Linked DNA regions of Homo sapiens: region 1 is linked to region 2. The links are chromatin contacts, found by Hi-C or POLR2A ChIA-PET in ENCODE. All regions are on one chromosome and are shown on one strand. The core of a region is the stretch at or near the end of the contact, and the rest is flanking DNA. Distances in the headings are between cores, read along the strand shown. Region 1 has its middle 44 kb from the start of NDFIP1. Region 2 holds the start of DELE1 (DAP3 binding cell death enhancer 1).

Region 1 (6,899 bases), core at 2,799-5,298, 140 kb before region 2:
ACTGTCTGACTTGGGGTGGGAGGGCTTCGGCCCATGTCTACTCAGGCTGATTCGGAAGCTCATCACCTGCAGGAAGGGCAGGTCTGGGGTCAACCAGTGCCAGCCTTCTGCACATCACTTGGGGATGCATTTATTTTTAGAGTTTTTAAATTACACAGGAAACACACAAATGTATTCCTGCTGGATAAAAACGTCAAACAATACAATTAAAGTAAAAGCCCATTTGAATTCCCAAACCCAAGTTTACTCTCTCTATTCAGAAGTATTCACTGTAAGCCGGGTGCAGTGGCCTACGCCTGTAATCCCAGCACTTTGGGAGGTTGAAGTGGGCGGATTACCTGAGGTCAGGAGTTCAAGACCAGCCTTGCCAACATGGTGAAACTCCATCTCTACTAAAAATACAAAAATTAACCAGGAGTGGTGGCGCATGCCTGTAATCCCAGCTACTTGAGAGACTGAGGCAGGAGAATTGCTTGAACCTGTGTGGCGGAGGTTGCAGTGAGCAGAGATAGCGCCACTGCACTCCAGCCTGGGCGACTCAAAAAAGAAAAAAAAAAAAGTACGCACTGTAGCCATTTGATATTTTGTGTGTTTTGAGACTTTTTTATTTTTTATTTTTATTTATTTATTTATTTTTGAGAGGCAGTCTCACTCTGTCACCCAGGCTGGAGTGCAGGCTCACTGCAACCTTCGCCTTTCAGGCTCAAGCAATCCTCCCGCCACAGCCTCCCAAGCACCTGGGATCACAGGTGCATGCTACCATGCCCAGCTAATATTTTTTAGAGATGGGATTCCCAATGCTTCTTGGCCTTTTGGATAAGATCAAGTGTACAGATGGGGTTTCCCCATGTCACCCAGGCTAGTCTCGAACTCCTAAGCTCAAGCAATCCGCCTGCGTTGGCCTCCCAAAGTTCTGGGATTATAGGCACGAGCCACCGCTCCCAGCCTTGAGACTATTTTTTTAATGGAGAGGTCATTTTTGTTGTTTTCCTACATGAGACCATATTCTGTGTACTCTACAACTTGCTTTTTTCATTTAACATTTTGTTTTAGACATAATCCCACTTAAAGTATATAGATCTATTTCATTCTCTACAATGATCACATTACTATTTTATTGTATGGACATACTATAATTTATTTAGACATTTTCCTCTTGGCTGGGTGCAGTGGCTCACACCTGTAATAACAATAATAATAACAATTATTATTATTATAATATATAAAAAACAGAGGTTAAATTAGAATGTATTGAAAACAGTGAACACAGAGATTGGCAGGTAGTAAGTTAGTTCACATCATGTCCAAGAGGATCTCACCTTCCACACCGGAAAATGACCCATCAAGGTGTTTATCTTACAAAAGAGCAGGTATTGCCCTAAGTGAGTTGTGCCACCAACCTAGGACATCCAACAGTTAGCTTTTAACATAATTACTTTCTTCCCTGTTAGTGTGTTGTAAGAAAGCTTCCTTTCGACTTAACACTTTAGAAATGTTGCTTATAAAATGCTTCAGTTCTCAGGGATTTCATGGTGAAAATGAAAGATGCTCTTGGATAACTTGAATGTGTCATCCAGGCCAACAGAGCTGAGATGCAGTGCAATTTCTCCCCCGCCTCTGCTATCATCCCTCCCTTCACAGATGGCACCTCCACTCACCCAAGTTTCAATCAGACTCTGGGAGTCATCCTTGAGTCCCCTTTTCCTTGTCCTCCACCCTCGGTCCCTCAGCAAGTCCTGCTGGGCTTACCTGCAAATCCTCTGTCTCCATCCATACCAGCACAGGCAGCCCTTCAGCTCTCACCTGGGCCAGCGCAGTGGTTTCCTCATGGGTCCCCTGCTTCAACTCTTGCCTTCCTGCAGGAAGTCCATTGTCCCCTAGGCTAGCAGAGGGAGCATTTAAAAGCATCAGTGGGATCACTCCCCTCTTGTGCTTAAAGGCAACCAGTGCTTCCTATTGCCTTCAGAGTGAAAACCAGACTCCATGACAAGGCTCTGCTTATCCCAGCCCGCCTTTCTCCAGCCCTGGCTTCTGCTGCTGCCCCTGACCCCCTCATTTCTCTGCCCCTAATGCCATGGCCCGCCGCTCTGAGCCTTTGCACTTGCTCTTCCTTGGACCACTCCCAACACCTGTAGCTCCTTCTCAACTTCAGAAAGACCTTTCCTGACCATTCATTCTAAATCAGTCCAGCCTTAATTTCTCTGGATCATGTCGCCTGTTTATTAGCATCTGAGTCTCTCTCTCTTTCTACTTATTTGTGTGCTGTGTTCTCCCCAACTAAACTGGAGGCTCCCTGAAGGCAGGAGCCTCGTCTGTCTTTTTCACTGCTCTGGCCCAGCATTTTGTGCGGTATATACTTGCTGAATGAATGAACAAATGAATGAATGAATCAATGAGGAAAATGAAGAGGAAATCCCAGGGGAATATATGGTCTGAGGAGATACTCAAGGTAGGGGTGCCAAGGGAATTGCCACTCCATACAGAAGCCTGGTTCCTCCCTGTGAGGGAGTCTGGGTGGGAGCTGATCTGAGCCAGAGGCATTGGCCGTGGAGTCCAGGGGTCTCCTGTGTGGCTTCCTGAGATGGCAGAGGGAGTATCCCCACCCTGCCCCCATCAGAAATACCCAGACTGCTGGAGCAAAAGGGCACAGCTGCTGCCTCCAATGCCGATTTCCACACAGCCACTGCCTTCTTCCACCAACCACAGAGCCCCTGAGTTGCCATAGCAACAGAGGACTGCACCAGAGTCCAAATAGGGATGTCTGCATTTCCCGGCACTTCTGGCTGGGGAGGCAGGGGGTGGTCAGTCCACAGCTGTGCCTATGCCCTGTCTCTGACCTGTCCTGGTCTCTAAGCAAAGCACCCTCCTCTGCCTTTCCACCCTCATTTCACTTCCTCACTTGAAAATCTTAAGAAGAGGATCTGGAAAAATAACTAACAGGTACTAGGCTTAATACCTGGGTGATGAAATAATCTGAACAACAAACCCCCATGACACATGTTTACCTATGCAACAAACCAGCACATGCACCCTTGAACTTAAAAGTTAAAGAAAAAAAAAAAGGCCGGGCGTGGTGGCTTACGCCTGTAATCCCGGCACTTTGGGAGGCCGAGGCAGGTGGATCACCTGAGGTCAGGAGTTCGAGACTGGCCTGGCCAAAATAATGAAACCCCGTCTTTACTAAAAATACAAAAAATTAGCTGGGCGTGGCAGCCTGCACCTGTAATCCCAGCTACCTGGGAGGCTGAGGCAGGAGAATTGCTTGAACCCAGGAAGTGGAGGTTGCAGTGAGTCAAGATCGCGCCACTGCACTCCAGCTTGAGGGACAGAGAGAGACTCTGTCTCAAAAAAAAAAAAAAAAAAAAAAATTAAAAAAAAAAGTCTCAGGAAGCACTCATGTCAGGATCTTCTCTGCTTTCTCTCCGCACTGTGGAAGGAGAGGGGAGGGATGGCCTTGTCTTTGTGTCCTGTCCAGGCCCACAAATTGGACAAAAGAACAAAGGAGCAGGATTCTCTGATATCTCACAGCTCTCAAGCCTGCCTAAAGAATGTTTTCTTTTTAAATACCACTTGGTTAGTCTAGCTGGTCACCTCCTGGAGTTTTTTAGTTTCTATCAACTGCCTTTTTGGTACCCCTAAAGAAACTCCTGAAGAAGCAAAACCTGCCTTTTACTCCCCAGAAGCTAAGAGCCTTTTGGAGGAGCTGCTGTTGTTGTCTGTCAGAATAACAACAACAGCATCTACCACTCACTAAGTGAATGTGTGACATGCATCACTTCTCTCCATCCTTACAACCGCCCTGCGAAAAAGGTGTTAGTAGTCCCATTTTGTATGTAAGGAAACTGAGGTCACATAGCTGCTAAGAGGCCACGCTGCAATCTGAGCCCTGGACTCTCAGACTCTGAATCCCAGGCCATTGGCCGCTGCTTTATGTTGGGAGGCACAGCCAGCTCCATGGAATGACATATTTAGCTTCCCCAGCCCCAGCCAGTCCCCTGGGTCCTCACGTGGCTCCCTCCCAGCCATGGTGGCTAGCAGTTGTTGGCTCTGTCCCCATGCCACGTCACCCCCACAGGGATCTGATGGCAACTCGCTCAAAGTGGGAACAAAGGCAGCATTTTTAGCCCCTTCTTTAGAAACCTTGACTCCTTGCCACATACGCGGCCACTCGGATTGGCTGTTACCATGGTAACTGGCTGCCGCTCTCTGTCCAATTATGTCAGCCCTGAACTGCAGGGCTTCCGTGCCCATTTCCTGCCCGATCTCCCCAGCCTGCCAGCCCAGCCCCTCTGACCTCCAGGCAGCTTTGAATGCCTATGCTTTCTAATTACAGCTGCCTTTCAATGCCCCTGTCCTTTCTGAACCCTTTGTAATCTGCATGGAACTTCTCCCAACAGCCCATTGTCACACTCAGCTCCCTGGCCCTTTATCTGTGGTTTCTATAGCATTGATTGTGTATCTGGCCTTGTACCCAGCATACACACACGCCCCAAAGGGCACACAGCTTGGGCACAGAAATTTCAAACATCCCAGGCTCAGTGCCTGGCACTGAGATGTTTCTCCTGCAATTGTGACCTCGTTGGGGGTCTCAGTGGTCTGATTTCAAGCCATCTTCTTTGTACATTCATTTGTTCATTCAATGACTCATGAGCACCTATGATGTGCCAGGCACTAGGGATACCAAGTTAAACAAGACAAAATGGAACTTTACATTTTTGGGGGGTGCAGGGGTGATCAATGTAAACACGTAAGCAATTAAGTAAATACATGTAATTTTGGATCATGTTAAGCACGGTGAAGAGAAAGAAATGAGGGACCCCAATTCTGGGATGGACACTTGCTTCTGTCCTCACTCAAGCTCCCCACTTCCAGCCAGAGGGGTTCACCAGATGAAGGGGGTGAGGAGGAGGTGCTTGGTGTCCATTGGGCACTTTGGATGCAAGTGGCAGAGACCAAAGTTCAGCAGCTTAGGGAAAAGGGTGCTCTGGGCAGAGCTGCAGCTGGAGCTCTGAGGCCTGAAAGTCACCAAGACTCAGTTATCGTCTCTTCTCTCTGCATCCCTCTCAGACGTCAGCTTCCTTTCCTCTCCTTGCAGCAGCTTTTCTTTTCTTTTAATTTTTAAATTTTATTACTATTATTACTATTTTTGACACAGAGTCTTACTCTGTCACCCAGGCTGGAGTGCAACGGCATGATTTCGGGTCACTGCAACCTCCACCTCCCGGGTTCAAGCGATTCTCCTGCCTCAGCCTCCCAAAGTAGCTGGGACTATAGGCGCCCGCTGCCACACCTGGCTAATTTTTATATTTTTGGTAGAGACAGGGTTTCACCATGTTGGCTGAGTTGGTCTCGAACTCCTGACCTCAGGTGATCCACCCACCTCGGCCTCCCAAAGTGCTGAGATTACAGGCTTGAGCCACCATGCCCGGCTAGCTTTTCCCACATGACAGAAAGCATGGCTGTGGACAGATCCTATGAATTTTACCTTTCACTGCCTCAGTCATGGGAGACAGCCTGACCTCAAGCATTCTTGAAGTCTAAGAGACAGAAACCAAGGGAAGAGGCTTAATGGCCCAGGTCAGAGGTTCCCATACCTGGACTAATCAACTAAGCCCAAGGATGGGATCAGAGTACAGACAAGGAGGCTCCCTGGTTTCTGGCTAGCCCTCTGTGGTTGCAGAAGGCAGACAATCCCAGCATCTAGAACACCCTTGCAAAGTGAAACTCCCCTAGGTATGTGCCCTTCACTCCCTCACCTCATCCCACCCAGCCCTACCCCTGCTTTCTTACTTTCACAGTCTCACTTCTGCTCCTGAGAGGCAATCTTATGGCCTATGCTCCAGCTCAGTCCCAACTCTTTAAAATAAATAAATAAATAAATATATAATTTTTAAAAATTTATATTATTGACTAGAGTCACCCTGTTGTGCTATCAAATAGTATGTCTTATTCATTCTTTCTATTTTTGTACCCATTACCCAACCCCCGCCTTCCCCCTACTACCTACTATGTCCATGAGTTTGTTTTGATTTTTAGATCCCAAAAATAAGTGAGAACATGCAAAAAATTAAAATTAAAAATTAAAACAAAATTTTTGTGGGGATAGAGTCTTGCTCTGTTGCCCAGACTGGAGTGCAGTGGCGGGATCATAGCTCACTGCAGCCTTGAACTCCTAGGCTCAAGTGATCCTCCCACCTCAGTCTCCGGAGTAGCTGTGACTACAGGCATGCACCACCATGCCTGGCTTTTTTTTTTTTTTTTTTTTTTTTTTTGTAGAAACAGGGTCACATCACCTTGTCCAGCCTGGTCTTGAACTCCTGGGCTCAAGCCATCCTCCCACCATAGCCTCCCAAAGTGTCGGAATTACAGGTGTGAGCCACTGCACCCAGCCTCAGTCCCGACTCTTAAGGTCAGTCTTTGAGGTTGACCTCAAGTGAGTCCCACTCACTTCATGCATGACCCCAAGTCACCACCAACACCAGGCTACTGTATACAGCAGGTTTTACTGAAGGTCTGGGGGTGACAGATGGGGAACATCCCATAGCTCACAAGACCAACTTATGCTCCAACAGAATCATTTCTCAGTCTTCCAGGGCTCAGACTAAGGATGTTGCATTGTTTGCTCATTGACTTCTCCCCCAGGGTGCACCCTGAAATTCCTTGTTACTTTCTAATGCAGAAGTATTCAGTTTTCAGCTTCCATCCAAATCAAACTCCTGAGCCTACCTTGGCATAGTCTCAAAATACATTAAGTGCTTTGCTAAACAAAGGAATCTTCATTGTGAGCCTCCAAAGGACAGGAGAAGCTTTGGAGCTGTAGTTATTTTTTAAAATTTATCTGCTCTCAAATTCTTAGGGGTCCTATTCCCAAAGACCACAGCAAACACAGGAGGTGGGAT
Region 2 (7,150 bases), core at 4,106-6,605:
GCAGGCTGCTCGGGCTTGACTGAGTCCTCCCTGAGGTTTTAGAGGCCATAGGAAGAATTTTGAAACTCCTGTGACACTTCCTTCACACTCCTCCTCCTCTGTTTCCTTGGCTTCCCTCCAGAGGAGTCTAGAGGGGCCTGTATTTGTGCTGATCTCCCACCCTAAGCATCAATCACTCCTCTGCCTAAATTCTTCAGTGGCAGGGAGGCATCTACCTTACTCACTGTTGTAGCCCCAGTACCTAGCACTTTCTTTGATAGCAATATTGCTAATGATTATCATCATAATAAGGACAAGAACTAATGCTTAAACTAATAATTACTACACACTTACTATGTGTCAGGCACTGCCCTAAGTCCTTGACATGTATTAACTCATTTAGTCCTCCCAAGAAACCTATGGGGTGGGTTTTATTATTACCCCAATTTATAGATAAAGAAACCGAGGCAGAAGGAAGTTAAAAGTGACTTGTTCAGGGACATAAGACTAGTATGCAGCAATTTTGGGACTTGAACCTCTATAATCTGACTCCAGAGCCTCAACCACTAGGCTATGTTGCTTCTGCACCATGGCACATAATAGGTGCTCAATAAAGATTCATTTATTTATGAATGACTGAGTGACTGACCAGAGAATAATTTAACTGGTTGAATGTGGGCCAGGAAGCCACACCCAGAATCTAAAGTAGTCTGGACCCTGTGGGCCTCCCTTGGTTGGAGGTGATGGGAGGAAATGGAAAGACACTGAGGGGCAGGTGTGGCCCATGCCCTGGGTGGATAGAACTTCCCCACATTCCTCTTCCTCTGACTTCAGATAGGAAAGGCAAGGAGCTGCTGATGGCTCTTTTCCTGAGGTGTGTCCAGAGACGCTTCCTGGCCCAGAGAAACGCCCAGCCCAGCCCTCCTGTCCCCAGGACTGAGAACTCACAGGAGCATGGGTGCCACAAGGGAGATGAGAAGAAACGGTCCAGGGGACTGTGCCAGGAGCAGTGTTCTACCCGCTGAGGTCCTGCTGGCAGGGATGCCTGGAAGTGGATCTGCCTTGCCAGCTGCAGGGCCAGCACGGCCAGAGTGCCCTGGGAAAGACAGCACGTTAAGGACACGGTCCTTCACCAATCAACTCCATCAGACCCGGCCTTATTCTCAAACATCACTTCCTCAGGAAATCCAGGTGGGGCAGCTCCCCGACTACAAACTTTCACAACACCCTAACTTCTCTGGAGCCCTGACCACACTGGCATTTAAACAATCATCTCTACATTTATTTATCTAAGGTCTGTCTCTCCTGTTAGTCTATAAGCACGACATGGGCAGGGACCATGTGTGTTTTACTCACCAATGTATCTCTGGTGCCCAAGTACAGCACAGTGCTAATATATAGTAGGGACCTAATAAGTACAACCTGAATAAATGCTTGATCAAGTGACTAAATAAGCGAAGACTAAGCAGGCAAAAAGATAATGGGGTAGGTTGGCACCTAGTTGCAAATATAGCAACAGGTCAGAGTTCCCCATTAGGCTCTCTTTCCAGTCTTGCACAACCCCTCCTTCCACCAACTCCCATTCCCCCAGTGAAGCCACCCCAGCACACACACATCTCCAGGTGTAAGCTTTGTAAAGGTGTTTCTTCTCTGACAGGTCTGCAGAAGACCTGAGCTAGCTCTTATCCCAGAGACTCCTTGGTTTTCCCTGTCTCCTGTCTCTCCTTATGTTATGCTTAAGAAGGTTGACCCAGGGTCGGGTGCAGTGGCTCATGCCTGTAATCCCAGCACTTGGGAGGCTGAGGCAGGTGGATCACTTGAGGCCAGGAGTTGAAGACCAGCCAACATGGAGAAACTCTGTTCCACTAAAAATACAAGAATTAGCCAGGCGTGGTGGGGCACACCTGTAATCCCAACTACTCGGAGGTTGAGGCATGAAAATTGCTTGAACCTGGGAGGCAGAGGTTGCAGTGAGCCAGGATCGCACCACTGCGCTCCAGCCTAAAAAAAACACACAGGTTGACCCAGATACTTACTTGTTGCTCCAGGCACTGCATACAATAGCAAGTAAGACAGACATAATTTCTGCCCTCATGAAGTTTATATCTTGTGTTTAGAAAGACAAAACACAACTACAGAGAGAAATAGAGTAATTACTAGTGATGTTAAATGCCAAGAAGGAAACTAATCAGAGAGTTACACAGAGCATAAAAGGGGTCCTGACAAGACAAGGAGTCAGGGAAAGCCTGTCTGTGGGGGTGACGTGTGGGCTAAGGCCAGAAGAAAAGGCACCAGCATTGTGAAGAACAGAGACAAGTATCCATGGTACTGAGGACAGCTTGCGTGCAGACCCTTTCATATGAGCAGTAGTGACAGAGCACAGGGATGGCATTGGGACTTCTGGAATCCAGGCCCACTTCCTACTTCTCACTATGGGACAGCCCTAGGGCTCAGATCTTCTTTGGCAACATGGGAAAATGCTCCTCTCTTCAGGGTATGATATGGCCTTAGTCCACAGCTCCCCATAGAGGGGTAACCCTGTCATGGAGACATCCCAGGCTCAGCTCTGCTGATGACACCAATTTACAGATGAGAAAGCCAAGGGTCACACAGGTCAAGTCATTTGTCCAAAGTACACAGCACGAAAGCAGCAGGGATGAGCTGTGACAAACATGAGAGTGATGTGTGTGTCAACTTCATTCAGAAGATCTTATAAGCAGAACTTCCACCTGGAACATTGCCTGAAAAGCGAAGACTCTGCCCTATGAGACCTAGTGTTCACTAGTAAGAATCTGACCTTATAGATCAGGTTCAACAAATATTTTTGAGCAACTATTACGGGCTAGGCTCTGTATTTGATGCAGCAACCAAGCAGTAGAACATGAACTCCAGAGTTAAATCTGGCTCCTCCACTTAACAGGTATGAGACCCTACGCATGTTACCTAATATTTCAGAGCCTGAGATTCCTCAGCTGTAAAATGAAGGTGATATTTCCCTTGTAAGATTTTTGTAAGGATTACACAAGATAATGCATGTATAATACTTTACATTAATAAATAATGCTATAAGGCCGGGCGCGGTGGCTCACAGCTGTAATCCCAGCACTTTGGGAGGCCGCGGTGGGTGGGTCACGAGATCAGGAGTTCGAGACCATCCTGGCCAAAATGGTGAAACCCCGTCTCTACTAAAAACACAAAAATTATCCAGGCGTGGTGGCACGTGCCTGTAATCCCAGCTACTTGGGAGGCTGAAGCAGGAGAATTGCTTGAACCCGGGAGACGGAGGTTGCAGTGAGCCAAGATCATGCCGCTGCACTTCAGCCTGGGCGACAGAGAAAGACTCTGTCTCAGAAAAAAATAATAATTTAAAAATAAAAAAAATGAATAATAAAAAAAAGATGCAATGTATTATTATTTATTGTAAGATCCATGAAGGCAAGAATGTATCTATCTTGTTCTCTGCTATGTCCGTAGTGACTAGCAAAAATGCCTGGCCCAGACAAGGTGTTACATAAATGTTTACTGAATTAAATGAGGAAAACATACATGGCGGGGGTGTGGAAAGTGGCAATATCTCCTTGAATATGCTCCAATACCATGGGTTACTTGTTAAATGGACACAGTGATTCCCTAGCCCTTGTTCCAGGTTCGGCTGTATACCCATGAAGGATCATTCTCATCTACACTGAAGGTCAAGGACCAGGCTGGGGAAGCCTTACCCAAGATATGGCATCCCATAGGGTGTTCGGGGAGACACGGGAAGACATCCATTGGAAGGCATCCTTCCATCCATGGGACCTTGGACCCCCGCTCGTGCCTGGGCCATGGGGACCTGACCTAGATGATGAAATAAGAGGCTATCAAGTAGGGGCAAAGGGAGACCAGGGACTGGGTGCGGTGGCTCACACCTGTAATCCCAACAATTTGGGAGGCTGAGGTGGGTGGATCACGAGGTCAGGAGTTCAAGACCAGCCTGGTCAAGATGGTGAAACCCCATCTCTACTAAAAATATAAAAATTGGCTGGGTACAGTGGCTCACACTGTAATCCCAGCACTTTGGGAGGCTGAGGCGGGCAGATCATGAGATCAGGAGATCAAGACCATCCTGGCTAACATGGTGAAACCCCGTCTCTACTAAAAATACAAAAAAAATTAGCCAGGCGTGATGGTGCATGCCTGAAATCCCAGCTACTTGGGAGGCTGAGGCAGCAGAATCGCTTGAACCCAGGAGGCGGAGGTTTCAGTGAGCCAAGATCGCGCCACTGCACTCCAGCCTGGGCGACAGAGCGAGACTCTGTCTCAAAAAAAATAAAATAAAATAAAAATTAGCAGGGTGTGGTGACGGGTGCCTGTAATCCCAGCTACTCGGGAGGCTGAGGCAGAGAACTGCTTGAACCTGGGAGGCGGAGGTTGCAGTGAGCTGAGATTGCCCCACTGCACTCCAGCCTGGGCGACAGAATGAGACTCCATCTCAAAAAACAACAAAAAAAAAAAAATAAAAAAAAAGGGTGACTAGGGGAGGAAATGAGTGGTAAAATGGCAGTATCTTACCTGTCGAGGTTAGGCACAGGAACCAGCAAAGTGGAGGAGGTAGTCTGAGGCCCATCTGGGCTGGTGGACTTAGGAGTCACCCTCCAGAGGCTAGGTCCCAGTGTACGGGGAAGAGCTGTACAGAACAACCAAAACTCAGGCACCTCAACAAGAACCCAGGAATCACTGTCATCTGCCTCAGCAGAGGTTCTTAAACATGGATACACATGGGAATCTTTTATCTACTACAGATTCTAGGGTAGTACCCCAGAACCAATAAACTAAGATTTCTCAGGGTAGAGCATCCACGTTTTTTAAAAGCGCCCATGTGATTCTGCTGGTCTCCTGTGGATGCCAACCACTGTTCTAAGATGACCAAACGTTCATACATATACTCTCACTAATGTTTGGGGCTCTTTGACTCTAAACCTCTCCTCTCTTCACTGGCTATGCCTACTCCATTGGCCCCTAATCCTCTTTCATTCATTCAGTCCACCATCTCCTGCCATTGGACTCCTCCCCCTCCCAACAGTCCTACCAACTTCTTGGACTCCACCCTCTTCTAGCTAGGCCCATCCACATCTCAAATTCCAGCAGCCCCTGACTTCCCCGCCCTCTTTCAAGCCCCGCCTTCCTTGGCTCTAACCCGGCCCACGATCGCTTCGGCTGTTTCCTCGGGCCCGCCCCCACTCCAGTTCGGTCTTTGCGGCCCAGAGTGACGCTGGTTGCTTGGACGTCCCTTACCTCGGCCCAGGAGTCCCGGGAGGCGCCACATGTCGCTGCCAGCACCACAGAGAGCTCGCAGCCGAAAGCGCGAGACCAACCCTTGGGACAGCGGCTAGAAAGGCCGCCGCGATGCCCCGAGTGGCCGAGTACCCGAGGAAGCTCTGAGCTGGCCAATTAGAAGGGAGCCCGGCCGGAAAGACGGCGCTGCAGAGAGGAAGTGCAGGGCGGAGGCGTATTCGGGGCCAGCGGGGCGGTGACGTGCGGCAAGGGCATGGGGATGTGGGCCCAGGCTTCCGTGGGGGATGTCCTTGGCGTTCCCAAGCCGAGGCAGGGGACCGCAGGTGGCGAAGCGAGCCACCCGGAAGCGGGACCTTCGGGAAGTGGGGCTGGAGCGGCTTCAGGGAAGTAAGAGGACCTTGCAGACCGTGAGGCCGCGAACCAGGAAAGGCTTCTCCAGGCCCTAGGCTTGAGGAAGTGGGAGTAACCAGGCTCCATGGGCGGAGGAGAGGACCCCCGGGGTCCCACAAATGAAGCCAGTAGGCCGGGCTTCCGTCCAAGGCCACCTGCCTGGAGATGCCAGGCCAGGGCCCGACTGCGTAGGCGATGAGAAACCGCACAGGGCAAGGCTTTGATTCTGGGTTCTAGCTCCGGTCCAGCTTTATCTCACTGTGCAGCTTCATGCCAACCCCTTACCTTGTCGGGGCCCCAATACGCGCCAGATAGGGTCAAATGGAATGACTGGCCTGACAAGCTGAGATTCTTGGGTAGCTCCTTTCAAAATACCTGAGACACCACCCGCGCCCTATTAGAACCCTCGTCTTCAGACGTGGCAAAAGTTATGTATGTGTTTGTTCTTTTGTGGAAAAGAATAGTTCCGTCTGGTCCCGGTGGCTCACGCCTGTAATCCCAGCACTCTGGGAGGCCGAGGCGGGCGGATCACCTGAGGTCAGGAGTTTGAGACCAGCCTGGCCAACATGGTGAAACCCTGTCTCTACTAAAAATACAAAAATCAGTTGCGCGTGGTGGTGGGCGCCTGTAATCCTAGCTACTCTGGAGGCTGAGGCAGGAGAATTGCTTGAACACGGGAGACGGGAGGTTGCAGTGAGCCGAGATCGCGCCTGGGCGACAGAGTGAGACTCCATCTCAAAAAAAAAAGGAAAAAAAAATAGTTCCTTTCACCACATTTGAATCCGTGAAATAACGGAGCTTACATTCAAGTATAAGATGTTTAGATTTCCTCCCTATCCCCTTCCTCCAGGTATGTGACTTTAAGGTGAGTGGAAGTTGCTACCTGGGGTAAAAGTGTACTGGGGGCACCTACTTTTAGACCGAGGCATGTGGCTTGAAAGTTGTATTAATATGTTAGACAACTTTTTTTTTTCTTTTGAGACGGATTCTCTGTCGCCCAGGCTGGAGTGCAATGGTGTGATCTCGGCTCACTGCAACCTCTGCCTCCCAGGTTCAAGCGATTCTCTTGCCTCAGCCTCCCAAGTAGCTGAGATTACAGGCGCCTGCTACCACATCCTGCTAATTTTTGTATTTTTAGTAGAGACAGGGTTTCACCATGTTGGCCAGGTTGGTCTCGAACTCCTGGACCTCAGGTGATCCTCCTGCCTTGGCCTTCCAAAGTGCTGGGATTACAGGCTTGAGCCACCGTGCCTGGCCGTTAAAGAACTTTTGAGCCATATATCAGCCCGTTCTAGGATCTGAGAAGACAGCTGAGGAAAGAGCATTTGTGGCCTCCAGGAACACGGTCCAGTGGATTAGTAGTGGGCTTTGGAGTCCCACAAATCTGGGTTGGAATCACAGCTTGCTTACTTCGTAGGTATGTTATCTTGTGCAGGTTCCTTAACCACACTAAGTCTCAAGAGCTTCATCCGTAAAATAGGGAAAATACCTCATGCAATTGTTGTGA

The links. A loop is a pair of places that touch in the nucleus more often than their neighbours do. ChIA-PET counts read pairs that join two places held with the same protein, here RNA polymerase II (POLR2A).
Region 1: a map of breast epithelium shows a loop between it and region 2 (8-fold over the local background). The contact joins the enhancer-like site here to the promoter of DELE1 in region 2. A Hi-C loop is called at or near these places in 1 of 168 maps with a recorded cell type or tissue (breast epithelium). POLR2A ChIA-PET finds 5 or more read pairs at or near these places in 3 of 52 experiments (H1, HEK293 and T-cell).

The regions. Positions count from the first base shown.
Region 1 is chr5:142,061,325-142,068,223 of GRCh38, reverse strand. No RefSeq gene overlaps it. Among named protein-coding and RNA genes, the nearest start is that of NDFIP1, 44 kb to the left of the region's middle. Within about 2 kb of position 4,048, at least 16 of the 41 ENCODE cell types and tissues checked have a DNase peak (open chromatin) inside an H3K27ac peak, as active enhancers do.
Region 2 is chr5:141,922,076-141,929,225 of GRCh38, reverse strand. It overlaps DELE1 (DAP3 binding cell death enhancer 1), which reads right to left and starts at 5,355. Exons shown (of 12, transcript NM_014773.5): 1 at 5,254-5,355; 2 at 4,531-4,645; 3 at 3,699-3,816; 4 at 928-1,075. The coding sequence starts at 5,284. RefSeq lists an enhancer at 4,961-5,474.